3 separate regions of the Homo sapiens genome follow, and all the other regions are linked to region 3. The links are chromatin loops, found by intact Hi-C in ENCODE. Cell type or tissue: B cell. All regions are shown on one strand.

Region 1 (8,000 bases), 750 kb before region 3:
TGTTTAAGGGTTAGTAGCTCATGCCAAGATGTGGATGTTGATGTCCTAGTTGTTTCCTGACTCCCCCTCTGCGAGCATATGTTCGGCTTGGCTCCTCCGCATTGTCTGGAGGAGGCTTTCAGAGTGGTTCTGGGCAGAGCTAGACACTTGCTGAAGAGCATCTGATCCCACTTCATTTCCCTATAGCCTGGCTTACTGTGCCAATCACCAGTGGGAAGTTGGCAACTTGAATTCTGGGCTTTCTCCATGAAGTGAGGCACCACAGCATTTGCATGTATGACATTGTGTTTGTGGGTTATTAAAGAAGACATTTTGACTTGTTTTTGCTAATATTTGGGCAATGGAAAGATGCTCTACATATTCCATAGTCAAAAGGATCATCAGGACGACTGTGACATAGAATACACATGAAAATACATGAAGTAAAGCCCATGAAAACAATCAACTCTAAGGTGCACTCTAAAGAACTAGTTGTTGTGATAAATATTAGTGTTTCTCAATGGGTAAAAGTATTTACTATAGAGCAGTGTTTGAAAACTCAAGTGTTTCAAGTCCAGGGAGGCAGCTTGAACATTTGGGTCAGGATGTAACTGTTAGGAGTGGCGGGTCTTAGAGAAAACTGGTGATTGCACACCCAGCCATATTCAATTAGAGAACAACACAATAAAAGCCATAAAAAAGACCTTTGCAGGATAAGAGCCTGCTAATTGCCAGCTAGTGACATAATAGCAGAGAGTAAATAGAATTTTCCAGATGAAACAAAGCTTTGAGATTATTAATCTTTCATTTCACCAATAAATGAGGTGACATCTCTCGATTAAAGTCCCATAGGTACTTAGGGATAGGACTAGAATACAAATGCCTGGTGTTTTCTGTGTCAAGCTGTGTAAGGCAAAGACTGAGACCTAAACAGTACAATTATTTAACTCTGATAAAATAGTATGGTGCTACTGTATATATTTTTCTTTTTCTCAGAGGATAATGATCAATCTTTGCAAAACCCACTTCTAAGCCCTGATCATAAAACTCTGTTTTTAAAGACAACATTGTCTTCCGATTCTTCTGTATCTTATTTTTTAATTTTAATTTTTTAAATGTTTGTGGGTACATAGTAGGTGTATATATTTGTGAGGTACATGAGATATTTTGATACAGGTATATACTGTATAATAGGGTAAATGGGACATCCATCACCCCAAGCATTTATCCTTTCTTTGTGTTACAAAGTATCCAATTATACTCTTTTAGTTATTTAAAAATGTAAGTTATTGTTGACTGTACTCACCCTGCTGTGCTATCAAATACCAAGTCTCACTCATTCTATCCATTAATAACTATATTTTTGTACCTATTAGCCATCCCCATTCTTCCTCTATCACTACTATCCTTCCTAGCCTCTAGTAACCATCATTCTATTCTCTATGTTCATGAGTTGAATTATTTCAATTTTTAGCTTCCACAGATGAGTGAGAACATGGGAAATTTGTCTTTCTGTTCCTGGCTTATTTAACTTAACATAATGTCCTCCAGTTCCATCCATGCAGTTGCAAATTATAGGATCTCATTCTTTTCTTATGGCTGAATAGTACTCTAATGTATATATGTACCACATTTTCTTTCTTTCTCTTTTTCTTTCTTTTTTCCAGATAGAGTCTCTCTCTATCACCCTGGCTAAAGTGCAATGGCAGCAATCACGGTGCACTGTAGCCTCGACCTCCCAGGCTCAAGCTATCCTCCCATCTCAGCCCCTTGAGTAGCTGGGATTACAGGCGTGCACCACCATGCCTAGCTATTTTTTTTTTACTTTGTAGAGATGAGGTCTCACTATGTTGCCAAGCTTCGTCTCCAACTTCTTGGCTCAAGCAATCCTCCCACCTTGACCCCCTTAAAGTGCTGGGATTACAGGTGTGAACCACCACACCCAGCCACATTTTCTTTATCCATTCATCTGTTGATGGACACTTAGCTTGCTTCTAAATCTTAGCTGTTGTGAATAGTTGAATAGTGCTGCAGTAAACATGGGAGTGGAGACACAAAACTGTTGGAACCAAATTCATGTTGTTTTTTTAGACAGGGTTTCACTCCTGTTGCCCAGTCTGGAGCGCAGTGGCGTGCTCTTGGCTCACTATAACCTCTACCTCAGCCTCCGAAGTAACTGGGACTACAGGCTTGTGCCACCATGCCTGGCTAATTTCTGTATTTTTAGTAGCGACAGGGTTCCACCATGTTGGCCAGGCTAGTCTGGAACTCCTGATCTCAAGTGAACCACCTGCCTCGGCCTCCCACAGTGCTGAGATTACAGGCATGAGCCACTGCATCCGGCCCAAATTCTTGTGTTAAATAATGTCACAGGAGAATATATTCCTGTTTCTTACATTATAAGTGGAATTTGCCTGGAATTGGAAAAATTTGAACATGTAGGAGAGACAGGGCTATTTATAAATGAAAATTCAATGACAAACAGTAAAGAAATACATCAAATGAATCATTTGTGGTTGTACAACATAGACCTTCCACATTGCAGGAAAAATGTGACCAATTTTTAGGTAATATAATTTAAACAGAAATGTTACTTTTAAAAAATGAGAACTTTTATACTTCGGCTTCAAGTGTCAATTGTAAAACCATTTTGGAAATAGTTTTGCGTTTTACTTAAAAAGTGAAATGAGTGAACACTCTAAGGCACAGCTCTATAGCTTGGTGAAACTCACATGTATGTCAGCAGACACATCAATGTTCAAAGCAACATCCTTAAAAGCAAAAAACAGGAACAAGCCAAATGCACATCTACATTTGCAGTGGATAAATTGTATTGCATGCATATAATGGAATAACATATAATGTGAAAATGGACTACAGCTACATATATTAGTAAGAAACAAAAGGTGCCTTAAAAATATATACACAGAATTTCCTTTAAAATTTAAAAAGCAGCTGAAACTGAGCAACATGTGGATAGGAAATTCATGTGAGTTTAAACCATAAAGAACAATAAGGGAATAATTAAGGTAAAAGTAAGGATAGTGGCTAACTCTGAAGAGAGGGACAAAGGAGGTATAAGCAATCAGGTAGGGAAACCGGGGGCCTTAGGGATATTGATAATATTCTGTTTCTTTAAATGGTGGCATTCACTGATCTTATTCTTAAAATATATATTCATCTTTTATATAAATTTTATGTCAAAAGTATAATAACTGAGCAGAATAATTGGTAAGAAGTATTGAGTAATTATTGTCTTGAGTTTTTTCCCTTCATTCTTGACTGATAGTTTGGCAATTGATTATAGATAATGAATTATACACAGTCATGCACCACATAATGTTTTGGACAACGACAGACTGCAGATACAACAGGGGGTAAGATTATAAGGGAGCTGAGAAACTCCTGTGGCATAGTGGCATGTGGCAGCTGTCTTAACATAGCACAGTGTGTTATCTTTTCTATCTTTAGATATATTTAGACACACAAATACTTATCGTGTTACAATTGCCTACAGTATTCAATACAGTAACGTGCTGTATATGTTTGTAGCCTAGGAGCAATAGGCTAAACCATATAGCCTAGGTGTGTAGTAGGCTATACCATCTAGGTTTGTGGAAGTACACTCTATGTTGTTTGCACAATGACAAAATCACCTCAGCAACACGTGATTGACTGTATTTAATTGTATTAAAAATGTTTGTTGTAGAAAAAAATGGAAAAAATGAAGTTTGTCGTCTTAACTTTTTCTAAGTTCAATTGTTATCATTTTTACCTCCCAGTCGTTTTTAGCAGTTTTAAGTATATTCAAATTGTTGTGTGACTGATCTCCAGAATGTTTTCATCTTGCAGAAGTGAAACTTTTGATTCATTAAACAACTCCCCCTTTCCCCCTCCCCCAAGGCTCTGACAACCACCGTTCTACTTTCTGTTTCTGTGAATAGGTTCCATGAATCTGACTACTCTAGATACCTCATGTAAGAGGAATAATACAGTACAGTAGACTCCCCTTACTTGTGGTTCCACTTTTTGCAGTTTGTTACCTGCTGTCAACTGTGGTTTGAAAATATTAAATAAAAATTTCCAGAAATAAACAATTTGTAAGTTTTAAATTGGGTGACATTCTTTGTAGTGTGATGAAATCTTGTCCCATTCAGCCCAGGATGTGAATCATTCCTTTGTCCAGCATAGCCCTTCCGCATATGCTACCTGACTGGTAGGCACCTAGTAGCCATCTCAGTGATCAGATCACCTGTCCAGGTATTGCAGCGTTTGTTTTCAAGTAACCCTTATTTTACTTAATAATGGCCCCAAAGTACAAGAGCAGTGATGCTGGCATATTGTTATAATTGTACTATTTTATTATTAGTTATTAATCTCTTACTGTGCCTAATTTATAAATTAAACTTTATTGTAGGTATGTATGTACAGGAAGAAACATCATATATATAGGCATCATTAATACCCTTGGTTTCAGGCATCCACAGGGATCTTGGAATGTATCCCCTGACGATAAGGGAAGACTCTTACACTTGTCTTTTGTGACTGGATTATTTCACTTAGCATAGTGTGTCCAAGATTTATCTGTATTGTAGGATGTGGTCAGAATTTCTTTCCTTCTTAAGTCTAAATAATATTCCATTGTATGTGTATTAGTCTGTTTTCACACTGCTGATAAGCACATACCTGAGATCGGCTAATTTACAAGAGAATGAGTTTTAATGGACTTACAGTTCCTCGTGGCTCGGGGGGCCTCACAATCATGGTGGAAGGCAAGGAGGAGCAAGTTACATTTTACGTGGATGGCAGCAGGCAGAGAGAGAGCGAGCTTGTGTGGGGAAACTCCCCCTTATAAAACCATCAGATCTCATAAGACTTATTCATTATCATGAGAACAGCATAGGAAAGATCTGTTCCCATGATTCAGTTACCTCCCACTGGGTCCCTCCCACAACACGTGGGGAATTCAAGAAGAGATTTCAGTGGGGACACAGTCAAACCATATCAGTATGTATATACCACATTATGTTTATCCATTATCTGCTGGTCAACACCTACGTTATTTCCACCACTTGGCTATTGTGAATAGTGCTGCTACAAACATAGGTGGGCAAGTAAGTCTTTGAGATCTTGCTTTCTTTTGAATAGAGACCCAGATGTAGAATTCCTGGATCATACGGCAATTCTATTTTATTTTATTTTTTTTGAGGGTTATCTTTTATAGTGGCGGTACAATTTTACATTCCCACCAACACTATTTTTCCCATCCTTGGTAATTTTTTCCTGTCCTTACCAACATTTAACTTCCATTTTTTTTTTTTTTTCTGATAGTAGAATTCCTAATGGGCGTGAGGTGATATCCATTGGGGTTTTGATTTGCGTTTTCCTAATGATTAGTAATGTTGGGTCCCTTTGCATATACGTGGTCATTTATATATCATCTTTGGAGAAATGTTTATTCAAAGGATTTGTCTGTTTTAAAAGCTTGGGCTGTTTTCTTGTTAAAGGCATTTTTTTTTATATTCTGGATATTAACCTCTTATCAGATACATGATTTGCAAATATTTTCTCCCATTCTGTAGGCTGCATTTTCACTCTGTGGATTGTGCCCTTTGCACAGAAGCTTTTACTTTTGTTGCCTATGCTTTTGTTGTTATATCCAAGAAATCCTTGCCAAATCCAATGTCATGAAGATTTTCCCCTATTTTTCCTTGTATGCTTTACAGTTCAGATCTTTTAGGTCTTTGATCTACTTTGAGTTAAATTTTGAATGTGATGTAAGGTAAGGGTCCAACTACATTCTTTTGCCTGTGGATATTCAGTTTTCTCAACACCATTTGTTGAAGAAACTGTCCTTTCTCCATTGAATGGTCCTGGCATCCTTGTTGAAAATCTTTCGGAGATTAAGAATTATGTATATATGTTTAGCACCTTGAAGACTTCGTTCAGCTGTTTCCAGCTTTCAGTTTTTGAAGAGTCAGCTTTCAGTTTCATTGTTCTACTTTTCTAGTTGCTTTAAAGATCTTTTAAAATTGTTTTTGGTTTACTATGAGTCTAGGTGTGGATTTCTTTCTATTAACCTGGCTTAAGATGTTCTGGGATACCTAAGTCTTTGGATGGGTGTCTTTTGTCAGCTCCCCATCAATATTTCGTCTGTTAGAGCTTCTGTTCCATTCTTTGTAGGATCTTTTGAAAATCTTAGTAGTTTTTTTGTTGTGCGTGAGACAGGGTTTCGCTCTGTCACCCAAGCTAGAGTGCAGTGGCATGGTCACAGCTCACTGCAGCCTTGACTTCCCAGGCTCAAGCAATTCTCCTGCCTCAGCTTCTCAAGTAGCTGGGACTACAGGAGGCACCACCACATCGTTAGTAGATCTTTATTATACCTTCTCACTCCGAACTTCATGTTTCACAACATCTCAGATGTCATATTTTCCATCTGTCTCTTTGTGTTTCATTCTGCATTCAATCTTTAGCTCTCTATCTTTGAACTTACTTTCTTTTCTGCCATATCAAATAACTTATTTAACTCTTCCTTTGAATTTCTCACTTTAATATTATACTCTTCCTTTCTACTTAACTGTTTTGCATATCTGCTGGTTCATAGTTTTGGTACTTGCTTATTCTGCCATTATATTCTTTTACTAACTGCTGTAGACTGAGTGTCTGTCCCCCCAAATTCATGTGTTGAAACCCTAATCAAGAATGTGATGGTATTTGAAGGTGGGGCCTGTGGGAGGTGATTAGGATTAGATGAGGTCATGAGGGTAGAGCTCTCACAGGGCTCTTAGGAAAAGAGGAGGAGACAGAAGATCTCTCTGCATGCATACACCAAGGAAGGCCATGAGATTTTGTAACCAGGAAGACAGCTTTCACCAAAACCTTGACCATGTTGGTACCCTATTCTTGAACTCTAGAACTGTGAAAAATATTTGTTTAAGCCTCTAAGTCTATGGTAATTTATTATAGTAGCCTGAAATAAGATATGATATCTGTTCTTTTTTAACATTAATTATTCATATTTTACATTGATAATTTAAACACCTGCAGTTTTTGTGGAACTGATTTGTTTAAGTCTCAGTCACACAGGCTTGTTTCCAGTTGTGATTTGTGTTTCAATTGTGAGCTTATGCTTGTTGAGACTTTTATCTGTGGGAATTCTTTGGGGTCTGAGGTTGAGGTCATTTCTACAGAGAGCATTTGTTTGCCTCTGTCTAGCATCTGAGAGCACTACAATTTGGACTACCTTAAATTATTTTCTACTCGAGGTTTTTCAGGCTGTAAAAATAATGTAAAGTCTGATCTCGCATCTGTTATGAAGTTTGCTTTATTGTTAGCAATTCTCAGGCAAGACATTTTTTTCTCTCCACCCATGGCCTAGGCCTAGTCAGGCAGTTTTCCTCACTGTCTTCCTTCATAGGTGCTTTTATTTATGTAGTTCACTCTTTGTCTGACTTGTCATCTCTTTTGAGTGCCAACTTTTTGGAGGATTGTAATTTGACATCTCATCTTCTGGGATCCTTAAGCTTTGTTTTCTCAATCTCATGTTTATCAGTAAAAACCAAGTGATCTGCAAATGCTTTTTGGAAATCCACTGGTGATTTCAATACTTGGTCTCTCTCTGGATTCGCTCTTTTCTTGTCACTTTTTGCCTTTCAGAGTTTCCCCACTTTCTTGCTAGGTTAGATGAATTTTAAAAGATATTTTTAAATCCTGCATCTTAAAAGATATGATTAGGTTAGAGAATATCTTGCTATAATGCTGGGCATAGAATTCCTATGTGACTTTTATATTCGATATTTCTGTGTATTAAAACTATAATCACTTATAATTTAATGTGCTATCGTATTTATTGAAATTGAATAAACTGTATCCTCTGTTCACTTTTTGGATTACTGGGTAATTCCAAAATTCAGTTTTATGAAATGTTTTTATGCTCATATTAGCTGCTTAATAGATGGATGAACTCTGAAATCTCAGTGTCTTAATGTAGGTGAAATTTATTTCTTACAAAAATTCTCTTG
Region 2 (8,000 bases), 810 kb before region 3:
TCCTGTTGCCATTGTATCTCAGTTCTCCCGCTGCACTCCCCTGTGTTTCCCAGTTCCTTACTGGAGCTGATCCTGAGAGCACTCCCTAGTAAACCTTCTGCTCAGTCTTGAAGTCTATTTCCTAGGGAAACTGGCCAATTCTCTTCTTTTTGAAATATGCCCCTCTCTCTGCTTCTAGGACACCACATTCTCTTGGATCTTACCCTGACTCACTAGCACCTCTTTCTCATTTTTCTGGGTTTTTCTTATCTCCCAGGTATGTAAATATTGGCTTTTTTTTTCTTTATAGTCACTTTGAAGTGATATCATCCCGACTCATGGTTTTAAATACTATATATAAAAATGGACTGAATGAACCTGGGTCACTATATTAAGGAGGAGCCCACTTTTGAGGTTAATCATCATGAATTTGAAAGGAGACTAGTTGGCAAGATTGACATTTTTTTCCATGGTCATATTCAGCTGTCTCATCATAAATAGGCATTTATTCATTCAAAAAATGTTTGTTCAGTTTCTTCCTTGCATCAGGCATTTTTTTTTTCTTAGAGGAAACAGTAGAGAACAAAATAGACCAAAACCCTTGTCCTTGTGGGGTTTATATTCTGGTAGACATGATCCATTCAGTGGTCCATATTGGCCAGTGGGTAACCCACAAAAATTATTTGAGCTTTAATGTCCTAAACTGCTTATTGGAGAAAATAACATCCATCTTGCAGGTATGCTGTATGTTTAAATGAGAAAATATGTAAAATGCTTAGAATCTTATATGCAGTGGGAATTCAACAAATAGCAGTCTATTTTTAGATCTTAGTTCATATATACATTTTTTTGTTACAGCCTTAGACTTAGTTGTTTCTTAAGACTGACTGGGATTTCAAATGTACTTTAATCCAAGATATTTGTCTCACAACATTAAAAGAGTTCATTCTATTGATAAATATTTAATGAGTTTCTACTTTGTGTGGGGCACACAGTAACACAATGCAGCTTTTTATTCTCTTTCCCTTGCAGGTGAAATGATGAGTTAATATGCTTTGTACCCTAGAGCATGTTAAAAGAACACTATTCTCAACATTTGATGATCCTCTGCCCTGTCATTGGTCTTGAACAGCCAGTTATGTTGAAAGATGGCTTTCTCCATGAACTCCCCAAAGTTTTCACAATTTGTATCTCAGCTTTCAGCTGGCTACAATCCTCCCACCAGAATCTAGGTTCTTAAAATTTAGTTTATCCCTTTCCTCTTTAGAATTTTTAAAAACACACCCATAGACAATTTTACCATGGTTTCAAATTTCTAGTGGTATCTTAAACACTAACCAGTATTTTGTAGCTCTCTGCTTTTAGCCTAATCTTCTCTTCCATCTTTGCTTCTGCTTCCTCAACCTGGCTTCCTTCTGGTGAATAATTCTTCACAGGTTCTCAGTTCCTCAGTTATCTTTTATTCAGTAGGATCCCTCCATTTGTTCCTTGGTTCTTGTGCTTTTCCTTCCTGCCTCTTCTTCCATGCCTCACCAGTGTGGTGTCTCACCCACTGTCTACACTTCCATTCTTTTACCCTTTCTACTGGAGTTGTTTCCCAAGTCCGCTTTCCAGCCAGCTTCCCGTCTACTGCTCTTTCACTGTCTAGCTTATTCTTGCTCATATTTCACATTATATTCTCCCTGTCCTCCTCCCCATCTTTTCTCTTTCCTCCTTCCATCTTCCTGCCTTTCCTCTCTGATGCTCTTTTAACTACTGTTTTTAATCAGGGCTACTTTATTTCAGAGGGTTAGAGAAGTATAATGAGACATGGACAAGAAGGAGCCTCGGGTCTTTATGCTTCAAAGCTTTATTCATTTATTTGTCTTTTTCCTTTGGATGCAAAGATTGTTTCTACTGTTATTTCTCATGGGTGTCAGTATCCAACTTCTATTCCCTTTGCTGTGTGGAAAAAATTTTATCTAAGATTCAAAGACAGTCTTATTGCTAGAGAAAAATGTAATTTCTCCCGAAGATCTTGCTGCATTTTCAATGATTTTTCTGGAATATTCTTTATATACTATATCCCCTTTTACTTTTTTTTTCCTGTCCTGACCCAAACTATAATCTGAATACTGACAACATCCTTAAACTATAGTTCAGGATTTTTCCATATTTATTAACTTTCAAGTTTGAAAACAGTATGAACAGGTTTGGACCTAATTGCTTCTGTGTGTTAGTCTTTAGGCTTTGTATTAGACTACATAATCCATGAGGCTAATGTCTCAGACATTTTGCTTTTTGTGATGTTATTTCATGTTGAATTTATAATTTATAGATGGCAGTGTAAGCTTTTTACATAGAATATGGGGTTAAGGTGTGATAGGGTTTGGCTGTGTCCCCACTCAATTATCATCTTGAATTGTAGCTCCCATAATTCCCACGTGTTGTGGGAGGGACGTGGTGGGAGATAACTGAATCATGGGGGCGGTTTTCCCCATACTGTTCTCATGGTAGTGAATAAGTCTCACGAGACCTGATGGTTTTGTAGGGGGGAATCCCTTTCACTTGGTTCTCATTTCTCTTTTGTCTGCTGCCATGTAACACATGACTTTTGCCTTCCACCATGATTGTGAGGCCTCCCTAGCCACACTGAACTGTGAGTCTGTTGAACCACTTTTTCATTATAAATTACCCAGTCTCGGTATGTCTTTATCAGCAGCGTGAAAATAGACTAATACAGGGTGGAAGCCCAGAAGGAGCTAAACTAGTTATTTTTTCTCTTGCTTTCTGCTTCTTTACTGTCTGAGATCTGGTTCCACTTTTTTCTTCCAGGAGATAAAGAAAAAAAATAAAAAGAAAAGGAAGAAAGAGGGGAAGTAGAAAGATGATGGGCAGGCAGCTGTAGGAGTTTTTCAAGTGCTCAAATGAAGGGAATAAATGGAAAGATTATCAATAGCTATTCCAAATTTTTCTTTCCAATGGGCTACCTCAATCCCTTAGAGGTTTTAGTGCTGACCACTTGTCTTTTAAGGGTTTGTTGGCCCCCAGACCTGCTTCTTTCATGGGGCCAACATGAATTGGTTTCTATTCAACTGAGATTAGAGACTAAAATTTAGAGCTTTATTTACAAGCTACATAGATGAAAAATAGACTTTAAAATGTGTGGTTGTCTAATCATTTAGTCAGATAGCTAATTGGAAACAGCTGTGATAGCTCCAAGGCAGATGTATACCTTCCTTATAAAAGTCAGGTGAGACCTACATGATAGGGTACCTGAAAGGTAGGTTTACAATACAGAAGAGGGAAGGGCTGTGTGCAAACATATTTTTTGTAAGAATTGTATCAATTTATGAGAGATGACAGGAGATTGATTTTTTAAGAGGTAAATTTCAGCTGCAGAATTTAAATCTGAAACTTTGACTATCCAGTAACAGACTGAGCCAGCATTTAACAAAGCAATGAAGCAGGGAGGATCTTAAAGTCTTTAGCTTTAGTTTGGGATGGGGGTTGGTACACTTTTTCTGTAAATGGCCAGATAGTAAATATTTTAGGCTTTTCAGTACACATGGTCTATGTAGTAACTACTTGTGTAAAATGAATATTAGTACACATATGCCTTGGGATGCAGGAAATTTCAGATGATATCGTTAGCATTTTGGTGGGAGCAAATAAAGGTAAAGGCAAAGTGCTTGGTTTACAAACTTGAAAAGCTTCCTTAGGGTATTCCTTTATACAACTTAAATGTGTTGGAAACCATGTAAATGAACAGGATGCTCTCTTCAAATTTAGGACTTCCTTGGAAAAGCCATATGGAATAGTGTGTTTCAAAAAACTGACTTGTTTTTTTTCTCTTGCCCATTAGAATATCCCACTGTAATATGCTGCATTACTTTAATAAGGGTCAAATCAGAAGTCGATTGTATTCTTGTTTCATTTTTGCACAGAACAATTTTGGATAGTAGGATTAATTCTGGTTTTCTGTGGTGTTTGGCTGTTTACTGGGGGAATTTGTTGATAATGTTTTAAAAGTATACGTTAGTGTTTAACTCTCATTCATACCAGTGATGTGTTTGGAAATAATAATGTGATTCACTTACTGTTACCCTTAGAATTCTAATCAAACTTATTTTAATACCATATGGAGAGTCATGGGTTGCAGATTGTAATATAATCAAGGGAAAACAAGATTTTTAATAATCCAATTGCATTTGTCAACGGCTCAACTTATTGGTGCAGAACAGTGCACAGGACTGTAATAAGTGGTACTATTTGGTAAGGGGAAGAAGAAGCTAAAAGCAATGTTTCCTATGACATATCAAAAGGTATTTTTAAACATTATATCTATGACTACTTATCTATATAAATTCTTACTCTATGTAATATTTTACTGGAAAGAAAGTTAATGTGGTATAATAAAGTTTAGTATTTAATAAAGTAATGTAATTAAAGTAATATAATAAAATTTAGTATTTGTTAAAGTAGTTATCTTAATGGAAACCACTTATAGAAAATAACTATAGTAGGCATTTTGATCCCAATGTTATAAAGTGACTTATCCAAAATATGTAAGATTGCATTAAACTTTTGTAAGTGGTCCCCAAAATTTCAAGAAACAAATGTGTGAATTGAAGAGAAGTCACTGTATTTTTCTGGGGAAAACTTATATAATTCTTAGAAATGTCAATTTGACTGTATTGACAAAGCTTGCTTCTTTCCTCACATAGTTTATCTTATTGTGGAGCCTGTCAACTAGGAAGAGGTGAAGACTAGACTGCAATGCAGTAAGATAAGGCATTTCTTGGGGTCTTAGGAATTGCAATTTGAGGGACAGACTGAGCTAGAAACTAAACTGTGTTCTGAAGAGAGGTAGGATGGTACAGATTTGTAAAAGGATGCTGAAGGTAATCACAAGTTGTTTTGAAAGATATCACTGGTGACAGTGGTTGGTTTAGTACATGAGTCCACAGTTCATTGGTTGTCACTGTTTAGGAGTTGCAGCATTGGTGAAATTCGGCTGTTTTCCAGGATGTTGTGGTCATGGCGGTGTGACCCAGTTCAAATGTTAAAGACAAGTTCCTGTTTTGCAAGGTTTCAGGTCACGCAGGTAGTTCTTAGAATGGCTTCCTGACTGCATTTCAAGGCTCTAAACCACTTTGTATATCACATTTCACAAGCCTAATGATAACCTGAAAAAGAGAACCAGGTCTCTTTTTCTTAGCATAATAAAGACCAAGGGAGATCAATATTTATTAAATCATAAGCTCCAAGATATTATACTACACAGCACTACATAAGGGAAAAATGATGAATCAAGCATAATGGTTGTCGTAAAATAGGTACAAAAGGAAATAACAATATATGTTAAATAATGTAATTTACAGCTAAAGGCACAAGAGAAGAAATGTCTTTGGGCAATTGTAAATTATAATTAATAGTCAATTAAATTCTTCAGATAATTTCCTATTTAATTCTTGTGGATGGGCCACTCAGATTTGCAGCCCTAGTTGTGAGAACCTTCCTAAATCTTTGCCCCATTTGAGGTATGAGAAGGTAAGATTAGTATTTTCCCATTTATGGAGTTAACTAAATAATCACATAGAAACAGAATAGAATGGTGTTTAGCAATGGCTGGGGAAAGGAGGAAATCGGGAGTTGTTCAATAGATATAAATTTTTAGTTATACCAGATGAATAAGTTCTAGAGATGTGCTGTATATCACAGTGCCTATAGTTAACAATATTGTTCACTTAAAATTTTTAAGAGGGTTGATCTCATGTTATTTTTAGCACAAAAACCCTCCAAACAAAAACAACAAAAAACAAGGGCATTTAGAAATGTTTGGAAGTGATGAATGTTTATTATCTTGATTGTGGTGATGGTTTCATGGGTGGGTACATATGTGAAGTTGTATCAAGTTGTATACATTAAGCAGGTGCAATATTTTGTACATCAACGACAAAATATATTCATTCTTGCCATAGGCTGCAAGGAGTGGGGGAGATAGGAGATGGAAGAGATTGCTAATGGGTACAGGGTTTCTTTTTTGCATGATGAAAATGGTCTAAAATTGATTGTGGTGATGGTTGTCCAACTCTGTAAATATACTAAAAACCATTTAACTGTATACCTTAAATGAGTGAATTTTATGGGATGTAAATTGTTAATAAAGCCATTTAAAAAAGTAGATTTCTGTGTATTCTGCTGTGTGGCTGAATGAAGCTTCTGTTCTTTGTGATAGATGACAAAAGCCAGCCATAAAGACTGGTTTCAATCATTTAGAATTTTCATGTTATTGTTTTGATATCTAGGAATTGTGGGGGAAATCTGCTATCTTTGCCTGTTTGGTAGCAGGACCTGATTTCTCTCTGGAAGATTATAACCTTGCTGGGTCTTGGTCCATGTGGTTTGGATAGCACAGGGCCACCTCCAACTCCTGGCCTGGCTAAATCAGAGTCCTCCGTGGATATTTACTGAATGTGTCAGGAAAAGGTGTCCTCCCTCTACTGAGGCTGCTGAACTGGTAATCTGTGGAGCTTGAAGTTGTCATTAACATCTTTCTCACCTTGTTGGGAAAGCCCAGTTGAAGTATAATAAGCACATAGAAGAGGGGAGAGATAAGCTGTCTCTGTGGCATATGGAGCCCCTTGATCTACCACTCCTGGGCTTACTAAATACAGAAGTCATACATTATTTTTTAAAGAAATAATCTGGTCCTCAGGCAAAGGGTTTCCATCACTTGTAATTTATTTCCTCATCTTAGAGCTCTTTCTTTAAAAATTTAAGGTAGAAATTCTCGTAATCTGAGTTTTTATTTGATGCTCTATAGGAAATAGTAATGATCTTAAATGCTAGATCTCAAGTCTCAGTTCAATCTGAAACTTTAGTTAACATGTCTAGTATGTTCAACTTTTTAAAAGTTTATATATGGAGTAATTGTGAATCTGTGTCTCATACTTCCTACTCAGAAATGTCAGTTTTGTTCACAATACCACACATTATAATGCAATCCAAACTGTGTTATTCTGGTTGATTAAAAACAAACTTAAGCACATTAAAATTTTGAAGCACTTATTTGAGCATTCAGTGACTCCTGAATTGGGGTGGCATCAATCTGCAAGCAGCTCTGTTGGGAGGGGTAAAATGGGCAACTTTTATACAGTATTCTCCCTTTATTCACGGGGAATAAATTCCGAGACACCCAATGGATGTCTGAAACCAAGGGTAGTAACAAACCTTATGATATACACCATGTTTTTTAATGGATACATACTTATAATGTTTAATAAATTAGTCACAGTAAGAGATTAATAACTAAAATAGAACAATCATGACCATATACTATTAAACCAGTTTTATAAATATGGTCTCTCTCAAAATATTAATATTTTCAGACCACAGTTCACTGAAGGTAACAAACCACGAAAAGCAAAACTGGATAAGAGGGGGCTACTGTAAAGAGGTTGCAGAAGCAAGGCAAAGAACAGTGTTGATTGGTTAGAGTGGAAAGTTCCTGGTTAGAGGTTAGTTGATTTCTGACTCGTACAATTTCTTTAATTTGCTGTTTACCTTGGGCTTTGTTTTGTTCACATAGGAATTTAAAGTGCTAGAGCCACCCGGGTCTAATGGCTACCCAGTTAGAATTTTTTTAAACATGGTCAAAGGCATGTGAAGCTTATTCTGATAAGTTTATAATTCTAGTCATACATTTAAAATAACTTCTCTCTCACACCTCATTATATACAAAGTATTGGGAAAAATATATGTATTTTAAGCTCTTAGCCTATTCCTATATTGTCTTATACTGCTACTAACACAGGCATGCTGACCCTCTGAAGGGATGTTTAATCAATCTAATGAAATTTTGCTTGAAAGGGACAATTTTTTAAGAAAATGCTTTAATGTCAAACACAAGAGTCGGGTATCTTAATATGTATCAGCAATTGAACATTTTCTTTAGTAATACAAAGGAAAATAGAATGACTTTAAAATCTCTTTGTCCTTTGAACACTGAATTTAGGTTTGACCAAATGTTGTGTTTG
Region 3 (8,000 bases):
CATAATTTGAACCTTAATAGGACATCACTACATTTCAACATGTAGGCTACAATTCAATTTAAAAAAATGATATAATTGAAAAGCATATAGACTTACAGGCATAAAATAATGCTTAAAATTATGAATAATTAGTTTTTTTGATTTGATTTTTAGTTGTTCTTTACAACAGTGCCATGACCATGACCAACATCTACACATAACCACAACTTTAAATCTGTTGAAATTTAACAGTTGGTTTTTTTCAGTCGCTTTCAGGAATAAATTATATGTAAAAGCAGTGGGCTGCTCAGCAAACATGAATACATAATCATAAATGTAATTATGCATGTCCACATATATGCATGTGTACATAGTCTTAATAATGTAGGAAAAATTCAAATTTGAACTTAATTGTATCTTGTTTGAAATAACTCATGATATTTTATGATGTGTTTAATAGTGGTACAAAATGCGTATGTTTCTTTGTATGAATTCTTTGTTTTTCCAAAACCTATTCTTTATTCTTATCTTTGGCACAGAATTGATTGTCAGTAAACATGTATTTGAAAAAAAAAAAAAAAGACATTTATTGGATAAGTTCCTGTTGTTTCCCTTTGCTTCCCTGATAGTATAAGAATTTCAGCTTTATAAACCCTGCTTTTATTTTAAGAAGAAAACAAATTTGACATTCTCTCCATGAAGCATGTGTAGTCTCTAACCTTCTGTTCTGAAAAGTTTAGTTAATAGAGTACATTGTATGTTCCAAGCACTACGTGTTTGATAACTTAATAAGTTCTGGTACTGACATTTGAAGGCCTTGCAGTTTAGTGTAAATTTTATTGTATTCACAGTCAAAATCACAACATCAATTTGATGTTCAAATGTTTTATTACTTCCTAAATGATTATTTTTGTACAATTAGATTTGAAGCTTCGTGAGAAAAATAAAATTATCTTTTGCTACTTCACAGATCAGTAATAATTTTTGATTCATCTCTTAAATTTCTAGTGAAATCCAGATAATAGGTCAAAACTCCAGATGAATCATCCTTGGTCTTCTGATTTCTTTCTCATCACACATTCTGTCTATTACAAAATTATTTTGGCTTTGCCTTCAAAATATGTCTAGAATCTGACCAGTTTTCTTTACTTCCACTGCTACAGTAGTTTAAACCACCAACATCTCGCACCTAAAATACTAGAGGAACCTTCAAAAAGGTCTCCTTTATTCTGCATTTTCACCTCACAAACCATTCCCAATATCACATCCAGAGTAATCTTGTTAAAATGTAAAGGAGGGAGGTCAAACCTCTGCTTAGAGCATTACAATGGTTCCTAATTTCACTTATAGCCTAAAATCTTCATAGTCACTTTCAACACTCTTTATTACCTAAAATACCCCTCCTTCTTTCCCCTCTTCTTAACTTTAATTCTAACTATTTTTTCCCTCATCCACTCCATCCACATTGACCCCTTGCTAATGTAAAACATATGAAGACAATAGGTATTTGCTTTACCTGCTATCTCCACTACACAATGCAAATGCCCGCCCCACCCCACCCCACACTCTCAATTTCCCTTATTTTGTACTAGTTTTTCTTTTCATGGGCCTTATAAGCTTCTTACTGGTATCTTATTGGTACTTATCTTGGTTCATTGGTATTTCTCATTAAAATGTAAGCTCTACAAAGCAGAAGTCTTTATACATTTATATTGTATATTTTTACAGAGATTTCTGCAGATAGATCTGTGATTAGAATAGAGCTTGGCAAATATTAGGTTATCATTAAGTTATTTTAATATGAATAATTAATAAATGAATGAAAAAGTGAGTGATTCTGAAAAGCAAAGTCCCAGAGTTATATATATTTAAACAATGTAGATATTTGAATTTTCAATCAGAAATCACAATAATCCTTACAATTTATTTTATTTTATTTTATTTTATTTTCGAGACAGAGTTTCGTTCTTGTTGCCTAGGCTGGAGCGCAATGGCGCCATCTTGGCTCACTGCAACTTCTGCCTTCTGGGTTCAAATGATTCTCCTGCCTCAGCCTCCTGAAAAGCTGGGATTACAGGCATGCACCACCACACCCAGCTAATTTTTTTGTATTTTTCGTAGGGACGGCATTTCTCCATGTTGGTCAGGCTAGTCTCGAACTCCCAACCTCAGGTGATTCACCCGCCTTGGCCTCCCAAAATGCTGGGATTACAAGCATGAGCCACCGTGCCGGACCAATCCTTACAACTTTAAGGATGTTTTTCATTCCTACATATTATTGAATTTATGTACCAGTTTAATGACAGAAGTAATTTTTTTTTTTTTTTTTTGAGATACAGTCTTGCTTTATTTCCCAGTCTGAAGTGCAGTGGCATGATCGTAGCTCACTGCAACTTCTGACTCCTGGGTTCAATTAACTCTCCTGGCCTCAGCCTCTGGAGTAGCTGGTACTACAGGTGTGCACCACTGCATCTGGCTGAGTTTTTGGTTTTTTGAAATTTTTGTGGAGACAGGGTCTTGCCATGTTGCCCAGGCTAGTCTCAAACTCCTGGCCTCAAGTGATACTCCCACCTCAGCCTCCCAAACTGCTGGGATTACAGATGGGAGCCACTGTGCTCATCCAGAAGTAATTTTTGAACTAAAACATGGCAGATCATTCCTGATTTGCCTTGAGAATTGCAAGACCTCTCCTCATAAAATATATGAGAATGGGAAAATAGCCACAATATGCCATTATGTACAGACAAATCCAAGAAGGAATTTATTCAGAGACCCAGAAACATGGAAAGTAGGTTGATTATACGGGGATAGATTTCAATACAGAACATGAAAAAAGACTTGAGAAAAACACAAGAATCTATGTGGGAAGTCGAATATCATTCCTAATAATGCAATTTTTTAATTATTAAGTATCCAGAGTTGCAGTTACCCAATCCCAGTGTACTAGATAAATGGGAACTCAGAAATAGTGACAAAAGCAGGAAGAAAATCATAGTAATTGGGAAGAATAGGCTAGGAGTTGGATGTGTAAATCGCATTTCCTGACTGAGCACTGTGCAACGTGGCCATGCCACAGTAGAGGTGCAAAATGGTGGCTGCTCATTTGGCCTCTTCCCACTCCAACAGCATTCTTTTTTTATAGTGTCTATTTTGAATCATGTAGTTTTCATAACCTATACCCTGATATTAATTTAATGATATAAAATAATGCAAATTATTTTATAATTGCTCTATGATGCATTTCTTTACAAAAGACAGTGGATTTGTAAAGACATCCATTTTTATATCCTGTTGTCTTCACAAACCCACTCATGGCTACTGGTCAACATATCAATTAAAACCCTATAGGAAGAGCCAATAATTATGTTTACTTATATTCAGGGCAATGAAAATGTCAGCACATTCAGCATCCTTATACGATTACAACCTTCTGTATACTTCAGAACACATATGACAGGTAATTTAATATCTGGCATAGTGGAAAATTCCAGCAAATCTAACAACTCCCTAATGGCATCTTGCCACAGATGTTTAATAGGGGAAGAGAATGTATCAAATCTGTATTCCTATTTAAGTCCTAGAGAAATGAGCTTGTTTATTTATAGCAAAACAATGCTTTTACAGTAGCACTTAAAATATATTGCCTGTCAGTTTTAATATTTATTATGACATAAGTGACTGATAGAAACAGGAAGAAATAATATTTTAAAGACAGAAAGATACAGCTTTGTTGAATTCTTTCTGAGACTCAGGTTAAGAAAGCTGTAAGTGACAGCTACTTTGAAGGAAGAATATTACTTACTAGAATTTCAAATAATGAAAATAATAAAACAGATAAAAGAAAAGAAAACTATTATTTTCTTTCAGACTATAAATTTCCACTTCTATGTAGACGACAAATCACTCATCGCTCTCTAGCATGTATGCAAACAGATAGATTAAAAGCTAAGTAACCAAAGAAATGGAAAGATCAACTTTCTTGTGACAGAACATCCAAAAATGTCAAGAGGTAACTTTGGGAAAAGAGATTACAAGAGAAGACTGAGCACATTTCATTTCCTCCCTCCTTTCTTGAAGGAGATAATCAGTCATGAATATCATCGCTTTTTTTTTTCCATTTTCTCCTTTTACAATTTTGAGTTGATTTTGCCCTTTGAAATCACTTTCTCTAACCTCTCCAGTAAAAACCAATACCTGAACTAAAATAAAATAAAAAACTTAAAACAAACATTTATATTTAAATCCTTTTTAGTCCAAATTTGGGAAGAAGAGAAATAGCATAAAATAATGGCTTGTTACAGATGTATTTTTCTATTATTATTATTTTTTAAATTTATAACTTTTATTAACAAAACAAACTGAGGAGAAGGGCCAAAGAACACTGGTTTTGGAAGTTGGATGAATAAGTAAGTGATAGAAACAGGGTTAAAATATCAGTAAACATAATTTTCCCATGGGTAACTTCATAAATGACTAAGTAAGAACTGATTAAGTATTTTGGTTTGCATTGTTAAAGATTATGAAACTCAAAAAATTTACAAGCCTCTTGAAAATCTTAAACATACAATATTTAAAAATATGCAGCTGGTTCTTGGGGAAATATAGAAGTGTCATATAAATGCTCATTACAACATATTTCAAATTATAATAATGCTGATATTTCTAACAAAACACAAGAGCCCTTGTGACCTGCTTCTATCCAAGTGTATCTTTAATCTCACTTACCTTTTTTATGTATGCAAGTGGTACGATGGAGATGTAGGGCTTCATGAGAGAGACAATGCATGCAGGAATGCACCTGCATTGCCCCTGTTATGCAGCTAGCAGATGGAAATGTGGTTAAGAACTTCCTCTTATACCAGAATGTTTGCTCAGAAGGGACTGTCCCAACTTAGGCGCAGGTGTAATAAATCAACTAAATGTCCTTAACTTGACTCAAGCTCATTATAATATCATTAGCATGACATCTGCATTGTGGTTTCACCACCACCACCCCTACTACCCACTGGGCCTTTCTGTGGTGCTTATGCATAATAATTAAGATGGAATAACTATGGACAAGAACGCACCTGGGCAGTAAGAACTGGGACCAGGAAGCAACTAGGAAGTAAAAGGTTGTGCAAGATGCAAATGAGAAACACACCCCTAGAAATGAGGTTTTTAATCCCCTAGGGCAACCCACTTTTGAGTCCCCTCTCCTTACTGAGCGCTTTCTGTCACTTAATAAAGTCTATTCTGCCATACTCACCCTCCTATGTCCATGTACCTCATTCATCGTGGTGGTGAGACAAGAACTCAGACCTCGCTAAGCTAAGGAGTAAGGCTTCTGCAACAGAACAAGCCAGAATTTCCTACATGAAATATTTATTTTCACATCTTTGTGATGTTCTGACAGTGTGCTGAAGGAAAATGACTTTTTTCCATTCTTTATTTTAAAATTTTGTATTTATTATTAAAGACTCATATTAAGTATTTCCTTTAAACTCCTTTCCTGGATCTCTGATATGAGTTGAATTTACCTCATTTACGATGGCAACCTAAACATACCATTATATCATCACTTAGTGTACTGTATAAAAATCTGTTTTCTATGGGTTACCTCTTCTACTAGGCTATAAGATCCCTATTTTGATTAACCTGGCTTTACTTACCTCTGTCTTTCAGTGTCTAGAATGTGCTAAAAATTTTTATCATAACATAATGAGGTCATTCTTAGTACTAGACAATTGGTAATAGGGTCCAGCCCCCTTGGTACCCATGGAATTAGCAGTTAACTTTTTGGCTCCCACAAGTAATGAGATTTATTGTACACCATCATCAAAATAATAAGTCTTAAAAAGGAGTATATCCTGCAGATGTAGAAACTTTACTACACATTATAACTACATCTTTTTGCCTCTGTTTATTCTGAAAGAAAAGCAATTTAACCTGATGTTTTAACGTCATGTGGTGCATACTATATAATATTAAAGCATGTAAATGGGGTGGTGGTGATCAATGCCTTGATAAACTTAGTTAGTGGTTTTCTTTCAACAGGCAAACCTCTAGGCTTAGTGTAAAGACGTTCTATGATATTTGTTCTAACCAGGACTAAGTCACTCCTTGTATTAGTAAGAAAATACTGTGGAAGACTAGAAACAAGGTGGTGGGGGTAGGGGTAAAAAGAAGAAGAGAAGGGGCGAGGATGAGAGGGAAGGAAGGGGAGAGGAAGAGAGGAGTAAGTGGAAGAGAGAGAGAGGAGAAATAAAGACACAGAAATAAAAAGAAAGGGAAATAGAAAAGATGCTTTCTTCTTCCTTCCTTGCTTGCTTGATTGCTATCTTGCTTGCTTTCTTTCTTTCTCTCTTTCTTTCTTTTTCTTTCTTCTTTTTCTTTTTTCTTTCAATGAAAATGTGTCATAGGAACAAATGTGGTGTTCCCTCTGAGACAACTACACTCCCAGGTGCCTCTTCCAACACATTTTCGTTCTCTTTTTATCATGGCATAGACAATTGTCAGCACTGCTGAAAACTAAATACAGAAAAAGTTGGTTGAGGTTATACTATTCCTTTCATGCTACAATGATGTAACATCATTAAGATCAAAGGGAATTGTTAACTTTCCTCTAATAATAAAAAACACACAAAAATACTGAAACCTTGGATAGGCTTACGAACATTTTAAAAGGCAGAATAACTTTCCCTTACTCAGGATAAATTTTGCCTCTTATCTCTAAATATTATCCTACTGTTTGACAAGAAATAAAAAAATTACTAAATCTTTCACATCCCATATTTTACTGCTGTCTATATTTTACATTTGATATAAACATTTTACAGCAGGTATTGTACACTGAAATTTGGATTCATTTATCTCATAAAAAGGAATACAAATGATGGATTGAAACACCCTGGTATCTAAAATTCTAAAAACATTAATATTTTTACTGAAAGTTATAGATTATATTAACACCAGGGTATAGTCAGTGAAAATACTCCCTACAGTTTAGTGTCAATAGTCTGAACAGCAGTCAGTTTTCCATAAAACATGAAAGCCAACAAATTCTGTTATTGGGTAACAAGCTGATCTAAGCCTAATCTATAGTTATTTACTTGAATGGTACAAGTGGATAAAAACATGTAACATCTTTTAAATGCTTATAAAAAATTTAAAGATAAATGCTAGTTTAATTATAGTCATATGCAAATAGGTTTTATTGTTAATACTGAATATAAAGTATAAAAACATAAATTATAGTCTTATGATAGAGACAAATGTCAGCCTTAATTGATGACACTCTATAAGCAATTTTCTGCTTGTAACATTTGTTTTAATTTTCTCACACAAATAACAGAACTTGCATTCATATAATTAAACATACATGGACTATTAATATTTTTGACATCATCTAGGGAATTTACTTAATTACGCTTCACTCTCTAAAACGTGTATTTACTGTTAAATTCTGAAGTAAATAATAACATTCAACAATATTTTCTATACCTCTGGAATTATAAATCCAGGACTGAAAACAACCCATGGAAGCTTGATCATCTCTCAGGAAAAATGTTCTGTAAGTCTGGAATATATACAAGTAATATTATCAATCACTAACTGTAAGTAAATAATTAATATTATTGTAAGGGCTATTATTTAATCTTTTAATCTACATATAGGATAGGTGTTTCATTTAACTTATAAAAATAATTATATAAAAATAAGAATTATTACTGCTTATACAAATTTTGAGGCTTTGCAATTCTGCTGCAGTAATATGGCTAAAAATAAATTGTACAAAGAAACACTTAAGGACATATAATGTGAAAGTATATGTGAATACAGTCAGAAATATTCTGGTAATGACTAGATATACGAATTTAGAGGATTGTTTTCCTCATCTTGTTAAGGTTTATTTGTTTATTTATCTTTATTTGTATTCAATAATCTTTAGTCCTAGAAAATTTTAGGGGAGAGTAAAAGAGAGTAAAGACATCCGTAAATTGTATGATTCATACTATGACCCAAAGACTGAGATCATCAGA

Evidence for each region. Hi-C counts contacts between places; a loop is a spot of excess contacts. Peaks named below come from ENCODE experiments on the same cell type or tissue, not always from the same donor. Only the 100,000 strongest peaks of a DNase experiment are listed, where the experiment ranks them.
Region 1: it touches region 3 in a loop (18-fold over the local background); 4 of 110 quality-filtered maps call a loop at or near these places.
Region 2: a loop joins it to region 3, with 20 times the contacts of the local background. A loop is called at or near these places in 3 of 110 quality-filtered maps.

Annotation. Positions count from the first base shown.
Region 1 is chr1:193,533,982-193,541,981 of GRCh38, forward strand. All of the region lies in intron 3 of LOC124904475 (a long non-coding RNA gene), which reads left to right. Among named protein-coding and RNA genes, the nearest start is that of LINC01031, 230 kb to the left of the region's middle. RefSeq lists enhancers at 5,874-6,083, 6,334-6,403. In B cell, no CTCF peak of the experiment used is centred here; DNase peaks (open chromatin) are centred at 3,870 and 6,140; H3K4me3 peaks cover 2,285 bases; H3K27ac peaks cover 1,615 bases.
Region 2 is chr1:193,474,459-193,482,458 of GRCh38, forward strand. The region is part of intron 3 of LOC124904475 (a long non-coding RNA gene); the gene reads left to right. Among named protein-coding and RNA genes, the nearest start is that of LINC01031, 170 kb to the left of the region's middle. In B cell, no CTCF peak of the experiment used is centred here; DNase peaks (open chromatin) are centred at 2,553 and 4,993; H3K4me3 peaks cover 332 bases; H3K27ac peaks cover 447 bases.
Region 3 is chr1:194,284,892-194,292,891 of GRCh38, forward strand. The region is part of intron 2 of LOC107985242 (a long non-coding RNA gene); the gene reads right to left. LOC105371670 (a long non-coding RNA gene) reads right to left here. Exons shown (of 3, transcript XR_922390.2): 2 at 7,462-7,537; 3 at 6,348-6,489. Among named protein-coding and RNA genes, the nearest start is that of LINC01031, 980 kb to the left of the region's middle. RefSeq lists a silencer at 4,675-4,875. In B cell, no CTCF peak of the experiment used is centred here; a DNase peak (open chromatin) is centred at 4,870; H3K4me3 peaks cover 414 bases; H3K27me3 peaks cover 413 bases.